Regions from separate parts of the Mus musculus genome. Here region 2 is linked to region 1. The links are chromatin loops, found by intact Hi-C in ENCODE. Cell type or tissue: heart. All regions are shown on one strand. Links, peaks and the distances in the headings refer to the core of each region. The heading gives the core; the rest is flanking DNA.

What was found. A loop is a pair of places that touch in the nucleus more often than their neighbours do. Peaks named below come from ENCODE experiments on the same cell type or tissue, not always from the same donor. Only the 100,000 strongest peaks of a DNase experiment are listed, where the experiment ranks them.
Region 2: a loop joins it to region 1, with 4 times the contacts of the local background. A loop is called at or near these places in 12 of 42 quality-filtered maps.

What each region holds. Positions count from the first base shown.
Region 1 is chr2:150,308,163-150,313,540 of GRCm38, forward strand. It overlaps 3300002I08Rik (RIKEN cDNA 3300002I08 gene), which reads right to left. Exons shown (of 4, transcript NM_027017.1): 4 at 2,775-3,056. The coding sequence ends at 2,858. Gm10130 (predicted gene 10130) reads left to right here and starts at 3,288. Exons shown (of 4, transcript NM_001374676.1): 1 at 3,288-3,396. The coding sequence starts at 3,394. In heart, for the core only: no CTCF peak of the experiment used is centred there; a DNase peak (open chromatin) is centred at 3,249; H3K4me3 peaks cover 1,016 bases; H3K27ac peaks cover 907 bases.
Region 2 is chr2:150,359,453-150,364,830 of GRCm38, forward strand. It overlaps 3300002I08Rik (RIKEN cDNA 3300002I08 gene), which reads right to left and starts at 3,313. Exons shown (of 4, transcript NM_027017.1): 1 at 3,136-3,313. The coding sequence starts at 3,192. In heart, for the core only: no CTCF peak of the experiment used is centred there; a DNase peak (open chromatin) is centred at 3,329; H3K4me3 peaks cover 976 bases; H3K27ac peaks cover 902 bases.

The sequences.
Region 1 (5,378 bases), core at 159-5,158:
GAAAGAAAGAAAGAAAGAAAGAAAGAAAGAAAGAAAGAAAGAAAGAAAGAAAGAAAGGAAGGAAGGAAGGAAGGAAGGAAGGAAGGAAGGAAGGAAGGAAGGAAGGAAGGAAGGAAGGAAGGAATAAAGGGAGGTACCCTGTAAGGTGGAAAGAAACAATAATGCCTCTCTTTTTATGAGGTGGTGATTTTCACTCATAAATGTCCTTAACTGCTAAACTATTAAACTCCTTCCTCAACAAAACAAAACAAAACAAAACAATTTTTCTATCTGTATTTTTGACTTGGCCAGTAGATCCAAGCTTATTTTTACAGCAGTTTCTCTGACTTTAGTTAGAAAACCCATGAGCTATCTAGAGAGCTTTTAAAATTTTTACTAGCAGAGAGAGCTGTCTTGACCAGAAAGCTACCTGTCTCAGAGAGTGTTTAGAATAGCAAGTAACATCTGTCTAGAGCAGAGCAGAGCAGAGCAGAGCAGAGCAGAGCAGAGCAGAGCAGAGCAGAGCAGAGCAGAGCAGAGCACCATCTCATCTGGAAAGTCATCTCAGCAGAACATAGGCCACGCAGCTGTCAAGCTTGGACCCAGGGTTTGACTTCAAGTTGCTTGATTCCCTGCTGCTTTCAAATTCCCCTTCTCTTAGGAACCCAGACCTATTTGAGGTTGGTCCTTGGCACTTATACTCTCCGTTCTTTCTGTATATGAGAACTGTGGCATTGTTACATTTATTGGTTAGATCGAAGATCACAGATAATGACTATCAGGTAGCACTGGCCCCTGAGCAATCTACTTTTATAGTGTCATTTATTTGATTTTCAGCTCAGACCTTGTAGTACAAGGTGAACATCCCACAGGCATTTCTGTCCATCATTTTTATAATTTACACATAATTCTGCATGACTTTGAGCTAAGAATGATCTTTAAAATCTCTGCTTTTAGCCAGGTGTGGTGGCTCATGCCTTTAATCCCAGCACTTGGGAGGCAGAGGCAGGCGGATTTCTGAGTTTGAGGCCAGCCTGGTCTACAGAGTGAGTTCCAGGACAGCCAGGACTACACAGAAAAACCCTGTCTCAAAAAAACAAAAAGAAAAAATATCTCTGCTTTTACCTTGTGGCCAAGTTGAGAAGAAGGTTTAACTTAGCATGCATAGGGGTAGGCAAACCTCTATGTGAACGCATCCATATTCCCCAAGTAAAGTCTCAATGCTTCCTTTTTTATAAGAAAATCATTGCTTTGGAAATGGCTCCCATGCTCTCATTGCCTGCCACAAGAAAAAAAATTTTTTTTCTTACATCTCCTGACTAGATAGTTGTACTGGCTATTCTTGGTAGCCATATTAAATATATCTGGAATTAGCTAAAATTCAAATAGTTGGCTATTGTGGGGATTTTTTTTTATCTTAGCTTTTGAAATGGGAGAACCCTTATATAATCTGGATCTTTTAGTTGATATGATCCATCTTTAATCTAGGCCACAGCTTACATATACAAAGGACACTGAAAATGATAGATACCTCTTTCTCTTTGTCTACTTGCCCTACCTCTGGCTAGCAAGTTCATTAAAAAAACAAAAAACAAAAACAAACTGGCATTAGGCTTATTTCTTTGGAATTCTGATATATACTGAAGACCAGTTGAGGCATGCAGCCACATGGACTAAACCATGAGTGTATTCTTCAACTTTCCACTGGTAGACAGCCACTGTTGGACTAGTAGAATGACACAGCTTTTGAGCCATTCTAATAAGTCCACTTCCAACATGATAGAGAGATTGATTCTATCAGTTCTTTTTATCTAGAGAATTGCTGTTGCTATTTGTTTGTTGTACCAACACACTGAGGAAGATGTGCTGGTTAACAAGAGTGCTCCACAGTGTTTGTCATGTGCTTCCTGCTTGGGTCTGAGGGTTGACTCATAACTATTAGGTAGAAAGTACTTGCAGTGTACCTGAACCCTGAAGAAGACGCACAAAAATTTTTTTTGTTTCCTAATATCCCTCTTTAATTGTTAATATTCTGGGCACCTTCCCATTTGTGGGACAGACTGATAACTCCACTGTAAGTTGAGAAATGGTCTATAAAAGTGCCACACCAACCTTAGTTGGATCTGTGTGACAAGTTCCACATACTGAGGCAAAAATTTCAAAAGAAGGAGGCCTCTTGGAAATCTTGACCAGAGCAAAATATTGAGCTGAAGTTCTCATGGCAATGTATCTCTTTTTATCTTCTTCTATTCCTTTCCTTATTTACAAGATGTTCCTGATAGCCTGGGCTGGGGCTGTAAGCGAGACACTGGGTAAGATACCATCCCTTGAGATGGGGGTCACTGCCATGACCTTATCTTCGCGAAAACCAGCGCTTTACTTCATAAATCATTTAGGAAATTACAAAATAGTATTATGATAGATAAGAACTTTCTCAATAACAAAATTTCATATGGCTATACATCTGTCCTCAGAAGTGGGTTTGGTATATGGTAAAGAAAGCCTAAGATTAAAAAAAAAGAAGAAGAATTAAAATAGTTTAAATTTGCACCTTGAAGTTTCACAAAAAATTAGGTAGTAGATGTTAAATAATAACTGACCATAAAAATTTATTAACCTGCTCTTGGAAATATGCAATTAGCCTTGGATGATTTTGTGTTTAACTGTGCTAAATAACAATGATGTTATCTGTCCTACCCCTAATTACTACACTAAACACATCTTCTAAGAGTTGTAATACTTGTTCCTCATTATGTATAAAAATCCTCGCTTGAGAGCTGAAAAACACACTGATTCAAATTGCCTCTGTGTTTATTTCTGTTTGTCACCACCAAATCCTTACCCACCTAGTCTTCGAGGACCCTCGTTCCAAAGATTCCTACATTCCACTGGGGTGACCCGCAGCACACAAGTTATGGACCTTGATTGAGGGAGGAAGAGGAAGTAACTTCTGAGCACTGTGATTGGAGCTCAGGACAGCTCCAAAGTTGCAACAAGGTAGCACAGGGTCACTGCCCACAAAGGGGAGAAACAGGTAGCTCAGCATCCAGAAGCTGGAGTTGTGGATCCTCCCCGACCTGGGTGGGAAAACAAACACAAGATGTACTGAAATGAAAAGCTCTGCAGATCTGCAAAAGGACTGGCCTCTGACTAGAAGCCTGTGCCTGGAATTATTCCTCGCTGTCCCTTCCGCGCACTCTAACCCTAAAGGTGGTGCTTATGTTACTCATACACACTAGCCAATCAGCACATGGAGGCGGTCCTGCCAATCAGAGGAGAAGGCGGGCTTTTCCGGGAGCTTTCCTGCAAGTTCCTCTCCAAAGCGGAGCAATCCGGTGTGTTTCAGTTTGTTGTGGTCCACGTGTCGCTGCTGGGTGCTGTGAGAAGAGCTCAGGCAAACTCAGAAGTCCCGACATGGTAAGTGCAGGGCCATGTCCAACAAAAGGAAAGAGCAGGGGGCTGAGCAGAGGGAGCTGCTGTCTTGGGTCGTCCCTGGGGCTTGGTGATAAACAGCAGCCAGAAAGACAAGCAGCAACTTGTGAGGTTCCCTGTGGTCCTGTTCTCTCCCTGGAGCCGGAGGTGGCCTCTGAATAACCTCACTAGGGTGGCTGCATCTGCACAAAGCATTTGGGGAAAGGGCTTCTGTGTAGAAACATCCTTGGCAAGAAGCCAGACGCGGAGAGCTTTAGTTTCTCTGTATCTTCAGGAAGTTCTGGCCTTAGCATTTAGCCCTTTAATATGTAGGTTTGTAGGTGTAAGATCCCTTTGGCTTTGATTTTGTGGAAGCTGTAAAAGGCACCTCGTGTGTTGGGTAGCACTCCAATGTTGAGCTGTGATTTAGAAGCGTAAAATTGATGATGTAAAGGATTTACCAAAACTTACAGTGACACCAAGTAGAATGTAGCTGAGGGAGGACTGCCTCTAAAACACCCCACGGATAATAGGATGCTAGTATATGTGTTTTTTTACCAGGATTGTCCAGACATCTGTCTACAAACCATAACAAAGGAGACAAATCTGGTTTACAATCATGAATTAGGCCCATCCCGATATCAAAGAACAGGCCTCTAACAAGTGGCTCTAAGGGGCAAAATAGGGTCACGACCAACATTAAGGCCTGGTGTGCCATAAAGGTCCGGTTTTCTTCTTTCTTCCTTTCTTTCCTTCTTTCTTTCCTTCTTTCTTTCTTTCTTTCTTATATATAAGTACACTGTAGCGGTCCTCAGACACTCCAGAAGAGGGCATCAGATTTCGTTTAGGATGGTTGTGAGCCACCATGTGGTTGCTGGGACTTGAACTCGGGACCTTCGGAAGAGCAGTCGGTGCTCTTAACCACTGAGCCATCTCTCCAGCCCCCTTGGTTTCTTCTTGAGCAAAGCATAGTTTTGCCATGTGGACAAGACCACACTTGGTGATAACTGAAAAGGAAAACCACTGCTGTGCTGAGGACTGGCCTGGTCCAGGGAGGCTTTCTATGAGGCCTTCATGAATGGAGAATGGCCCAGCCCCTTCTCAGTCTCCAGAGCCAATGACAGCCTGGGGCTTAGGCTTAGGGGCTTCACCTAAGGCCCTGAAGTGCTGAGAATAAAATAGAGCTCCTTCTCTAAAGCAAGGATGGTGCTTGGGAGAGCGGGTGGTGGTCTGGGGCCAGGGCCTTCGGGGATGGCTTGCTTCAGATCCTGAGATCCCACCACATGCGGCTATGGTTATCAGTCCCGAGTCCAGTGTGGGCTTGGTCAGGAATGTTTTTGAGAGGTTCAGTGTTCCTTTTGTACAACGTTCTTCTATTAGATCCTTCCTGTGTTTTCCCCATTCATGATAGTTTGTGCTGACTCCACACAAGTCTCCTATTTTGTTCCATTTTGTCCCTGTAAGAAGTATACAGGCTGATATTCTCCAGAAGCCTGTGTGGCATAAGACAGAGCCCGTCCAAGACACCCCCATCCCAGCTTTGATACTTTCTTCCTTCAACTTTTCCAACCTTCGCATCTTCTGGCTCCTCTATCTCAGAACCCTGTCACTGATGAATGACCTGCTGTTTCAGGGCACTGATTTATTTAAGAAATAATTCTGATTATATCTATTCTGTGTAAGTCTCCCATCTGTGGGACTTGCAGTCTCTAGTCCATATTTAAATTGTTTAAAACATTGCCCAGGGCTGGAACCTAAGACACACTTACATGAGACAGCATATGTGGAATGTAAAATCTGTTCTGGGCTGTCTCTTCTCTAAGCATTAGCCAGAGCTGATTGCATGCTGCAATTAAAGAGATTTTTCTTAATTAATCTTGTAATTGTTTGTGGAGTGATTGCTCCTGGGGAAGGTATCTTATTCTAGGAGAGCTGCAACTTCTTCCCTGTACTAGAAGTGTTTCTAAGACAAGCTATGTTGACTCAGG
Region 2 (5,378 bases), core at 325-5,324, 51 kb after region 1:
TTACAAAGTTCATCACAAGTTCACACAAAAAAATCAAATTGTAAATTGAAATAGAAGTTTACAACAGCGAATGTTTACATGCATATCCATTAGGAGTAATTATATGGCTAAACATCCATCACCTGTCTGAGCTCCACAGGTTCACTGAAGGTTTAAAACCATAACTAATGTATTAGTGAAGTTTTGTATAGATAAAGCCAGTTGAAATTTTATCTTCTGTCCTAGTACCTATAATAAATCATTAGTTGCTTTTTAATGACCTTTGGTTAATTGTTTTACAACCTCTTGGAATGTGCTCTGAGTAGGAGAAAGTCTGGTTACCATCTAACAGAAATTAACTGGTGACACCTGAGAGACTGGCAGAGTTCTCATTGCAGCTTTGACTATCAGAAAGGGACCTAATAGAAGTCCCATTATAAAAGAGCTTAATAATCACAGATATAATTTTAGGAATTCTTATAGGATCATCATAAAGACTTAAGTCATTTATTAGTCTACATAGCATCACTACCAGACAGTACATCTTTGTGGATCTGCAGAGGGGTGTGTTCCTACTTAGTGATTGTTATATATGTTTAATAATAACAGGAAAAGCATATTAATAGCAGAAACCTTTCCCAAAATTAGTCCCTCACAGCCTAGCTTAATGAGGGCTCACCTGTCGCAGATTATATAATAATCCGAGGCAGGCCACTTCAGGATGATCACCTGCTAGTTATTAGCTTGTCCCATTACGGCTCCTGACAAAATATAATTGAAAGAACACATAGGGATAATGATTTTGAAAAGAGCTGGCCCTTCCCTGTTAGAAGGAATGGCATTAATATGATAGTGTTTGACCTTGTCCCTATGTGCAAAGTTAGCTGCTGAGATCTCTAACCTGACACACAGCCAATAACATGTGTTTCAAATTTCTGAGCTGACTTAACTGTGTCAACAAGGACTGGAAATATCTATATACATCCCTTAAATGGAAATTCAGTATTCACTTATCTCAGGTTAAATTGTACACCACCAATTTTAAAACACTGTTGTGGTAAAATTCTTCATCTCAAAAATTTAGAAAGTTTCTTCATCAATAGGAAAGCAAGGTCACTGCCTGGGGAGCATGAGACTGGGATCAATGGTGCCTGAGTCAACATAGCTTGTCATAGAAACACTTCTAGTACAGGGAAGAAGATGCAGCTCTCCTAGAATAAGATACCTTCCCCAGGAGCAATCACTCCACAAACAATTACAAGATTAATTAAGAAAAATCTCTTTAATTGCAGCATATATTCAGCTCTGGCTAATGCTTAGAGAAGAGACAGCCCAGAACAGATTTTACATTCCACATATGCTGTCTCATGTAAGTGTGTCTTAGGTTCCAGCCCTGGGCAATGTTTTAAACAATTTAAATATGGACTAGAGACTGCAAGTCCCACAGATGGGAGACTTACACAGAATAGATATAATCTGAATTATTTCTTAGATAAATCAGTGCCCTGAAACAGCAGATCATTCATCAGTGACAGGGTTCTGAGATAGAGGAGCCAGAAGATGCGAAGGTTGGAAAAGTTGAAGGAAGAAAGTATCAAAGCTGGGATGGGGATGTCTTGGACGGGCTCTGTCTTATGCCACACAGGCTTCTGGAGAATATCATCCTGTATACTTCTTACAGGGACAAAATGGAACAAAATAGGAGACTTGTGTCAAGTCAGCACAAACTACCATGAATGGGAAAAACACAGGAAGGATCTAATAGAAGAACGTTGTACAAAAGGAACACTGAACCTCTCAAAAACATTCCTGACCAAGCCCACACTGGACTCGGGACTGATAACCATAGCCGCATGTGGTGGGATCTCAGGGTCTGAAGCAAGCCATCCCCGAAGGCCCTGGAGGCCCCGAAGGCCCTGGCCCCAGACCACCACCCGCTCTCCCAAGCACCATCCTTGCTTTAGAGAAGGAGCTCTATTTTATTCTCAGCACTTCAGGGCCTTAGGGGAAGCCCCTAAGCCTAAGCCCCAGGCTGTCATTGGCTCTGGAGACTGAGAAGGGGCTGGGCCATTCTCCATTCATGAAGGCCTCATAGAAAGCCTCCCTGGACCAGGCCAGTCCTCAGCACAGCAGTGGTTTTCCTTTTCAGTTATCACCAAGTGTGGTCTTGTCCACATGGCAAAACTATGCTTTGCTTAAGAAGAAAACCAGGGGGCTGGCTAGATGGCTCAGTGGTTAAGAGCACCGACTGCTCTTCCGAAGGTCCCGAGTTCAAATCCCAGTAACCACATGGTGGCTCACAACCATCCTAAACGAAATCTGATGCCCTCTTCTGGAGTGTCTGAGGACAGCTACAGTGTACTTATATAAAAGAAAGAAAGAAAGAAAGAAAGAAAGAAAGAAAGAAAGAAAGAAAGAAAGAAAGAAAGAAGAAAACCGGATCTTTATGGCACACCAGGCCTTAATGTTGGTCGTGACCCTATTTTGCCCCTTAGAGCCACTTGCTAGAGGCCTGTTCTTTGATATCAGGATGGCCCTAGTTCATGATTGTAAACCAGATTTGTCTCCTTTGTTATGGTTTATAGACAAATGTCTGGACAATCTTGGTAATCAAACACATATACTAGCATCCTATTATCCGTGGGGTGTTTTAGAGGCAGTCCTCCCTCAGCTACATTCTACTTGGTGTCACTATAAGTTTTGGTAAATCCTTTACATCATCAATTTTACGCTTCTAAATCACAGCTCAACATTGGAGTGCTACCCAACACACGAGGTGCCTTTTACAGCTTCCACAAAATCAAAGCCAAAGGGATCTTACACTTGCAAACCTACATATTAAAGGGCTAAATGCTAAGGCCAGAACTTCCTGAAGATACAGAGAAACTAAAGCTCTCCGCGTCTGGCTTCTTGCCAAGGATGTTTCTACACAGAAGCCCTTTCCCCAAATGCTTTGTGCAGATGCAGCCACCCTAGTGAGGTTATTCAGAGGCCACCTCCGGCTCCAGGGAGAGAACAGGACCACAGGGAACCTCACAGGCCTCTGCTTTTGTCAGGCTGCTGTTTATCACGGAGCCCCGGGGAAGACCCATGACAGCAGCTCCCTCTGCTCAGCCCCCTGCTCTTTCCTTTTGTTGGACATGGCCCTGCACTTACCATGTCGGGACTTGCCTGAGCTCTCCTCACGGGACTCCGCGGCGGCACACGGAACATGCCAAGCAGAAATACTCAGGATTGCCCTGCTTCACAGAAAGGGCCATACAGAAACCCTCGGGATTTATCTGCTTCATAAAGGAACTAGCAGGAAAGCTTCCGGTAAAGCCCGCCTTCTTCTCTGATTGGCAGGACCGCCTCCATGTGCTGATTGGCTAGTGAGTCTTGAGTAACATAAGCACCACAATTAGGGTTAGAGTGCACTGAAGGGACACAGTGGATTAGTCCTGGGCACAGTCAGAAGCCAGTCCTTTTGCAGATCTGCAGAGCTTTTCATTTCAGTACATCTTGTGTCTGTTTTCCCACCTAGGTCCGGGGAGGATCCACAACTCCAGCTTCCGGTCGGCTACCTGCTTTCCCCTTTGTGGGCAGTGACCCTGTGCTACTTTGTTGCAACTTTGAAGCTGTCCTGAGCTCCAATCACAGCACTAAGTAGGCACTTCCCCTTCTTCCTCCTGTAATCTAGGTCCATAAACTGTGTAGCCCATTTCTCAACTTACCGTGGAGTTATCAACCTGTCCCACAAGTGGAAGGGTGCCCAGAGTATTAACAATTACAGAAGTATATTAAGAGACAAGAGTTTTTGTTTTGTGTCTTCTTCAGGGTTCAGGAAAACTACAAGTACTTTTTACACCTAATACTTATGAGTCAACCATCAGAACCAAGCAGGAACCATATGACAAACACTGTGAAGCACTCTAATTAACCAATAAATCTTCCTCAGTGTCTGGTAAAATAAAATAAACAAACAACAAAACCGACATCTATTTTAGTAAAATTTCTCTAGATAAAGAGAACTCGAATGGTCAAGAAGCGCCTAAGGAAATGTTGAACATTCTTAGTCATCAGGGAAATGCAAATCAAAACAACCCTGTGATTCTACCTCACACCAGTCAGAATGGCTAAGATCAAAAAGTCAGGTGACAGCAGATGCTGGCTAGGATGTGGAGAAAGAGGAACACTCCTCCATTGCTGGTGGGATTGCAAGCTGGTACAGCCACTCTGGAAATCAGTTAGGTCATTCCTCAGAAAATTGGACATAGTACTACCTGAGGACCCAACAAGATTCTCCACCATATAACAAAGACACATGCTCCACTATGTTCATATCAGCCTTATTTATAATAGCCAGAAGCTGGAAGGAATCCAGATATTCCTCGAGAGGAATGGATACAGAAAATGGGGTACATTTACACAATGGAGTACTACTCAGTTATTAAAACAATTAATTTATGAAATTCTTAGGCAAAGAGATGGATCTAGAAGATATCATCATGAGTGAGATAAGCCAATCACAAAAGAACACACATGATATGTACTCAATGATAAGTGGATATTGGCCCAGAAACTTGGAATGCCCAAAATACAATTCACAAACCACATGAAACTCAAGAAGAAGGAAGACCAAAATGTGGAGACTTTGATCCTTCTTAGAAGGGTGAACAAAACACCCATGGAAGGAGTTACAGATTCAAAGTGTGGAGTACAGACTGAAGAAATGACCATCCAGGGACTGACCCACCTGGGGATCCATCCTATATACAATCACCAAACCCAGACACTGTTGTGGATGCCAACAAGTGCTTGCTAACAGGAGCCTGATATAGCTCTCTCCTCAGAGGCTCTGCCAGTGCCTCACAAATACAGCAGTGGATGCTCACATCCATCCATTAGACTGAGCATAGGGTCCCCAATGAAGGAGCTAGAGAAAGGACCTAAGGAGCAGAAGGGGTTTGCAGCCCCAAAAGAGGAACAACAATATGAACTGACTAGTACCCCCAGAGTTCCCAGGGATTAAACCACCAACCAAAGAAAACATATGGAGGGACTGGTGGGTTTAGCTGCATATGTAGCAGAGGATGGTCTAGTCGGTCATCAATGGGAGGAGAGGCCCTTGGTCCTGTGATGGTTCTATGCCCCAGTGTAGGGGGATGCCAGGGCCAGGAAGCGGGAGTGGGTGGGTTGGTGAGCAGGGGGAGAGGGGAGGGTATATGGGGAGGGTGTTTTTTTCAAAGGGAAAACCAGGAAAGGGGATAACATTTGAAATGTAAATAAAGAAAATATCCATTAAAATGAACTAGATTATCATCATCATAGTTACTATATTATAATTAAAATTAAGTGTTTTATTTTTAAAAATAATTGATAGTCTCAATCTCTCTATCATGTTGGAAATGAATTTATTT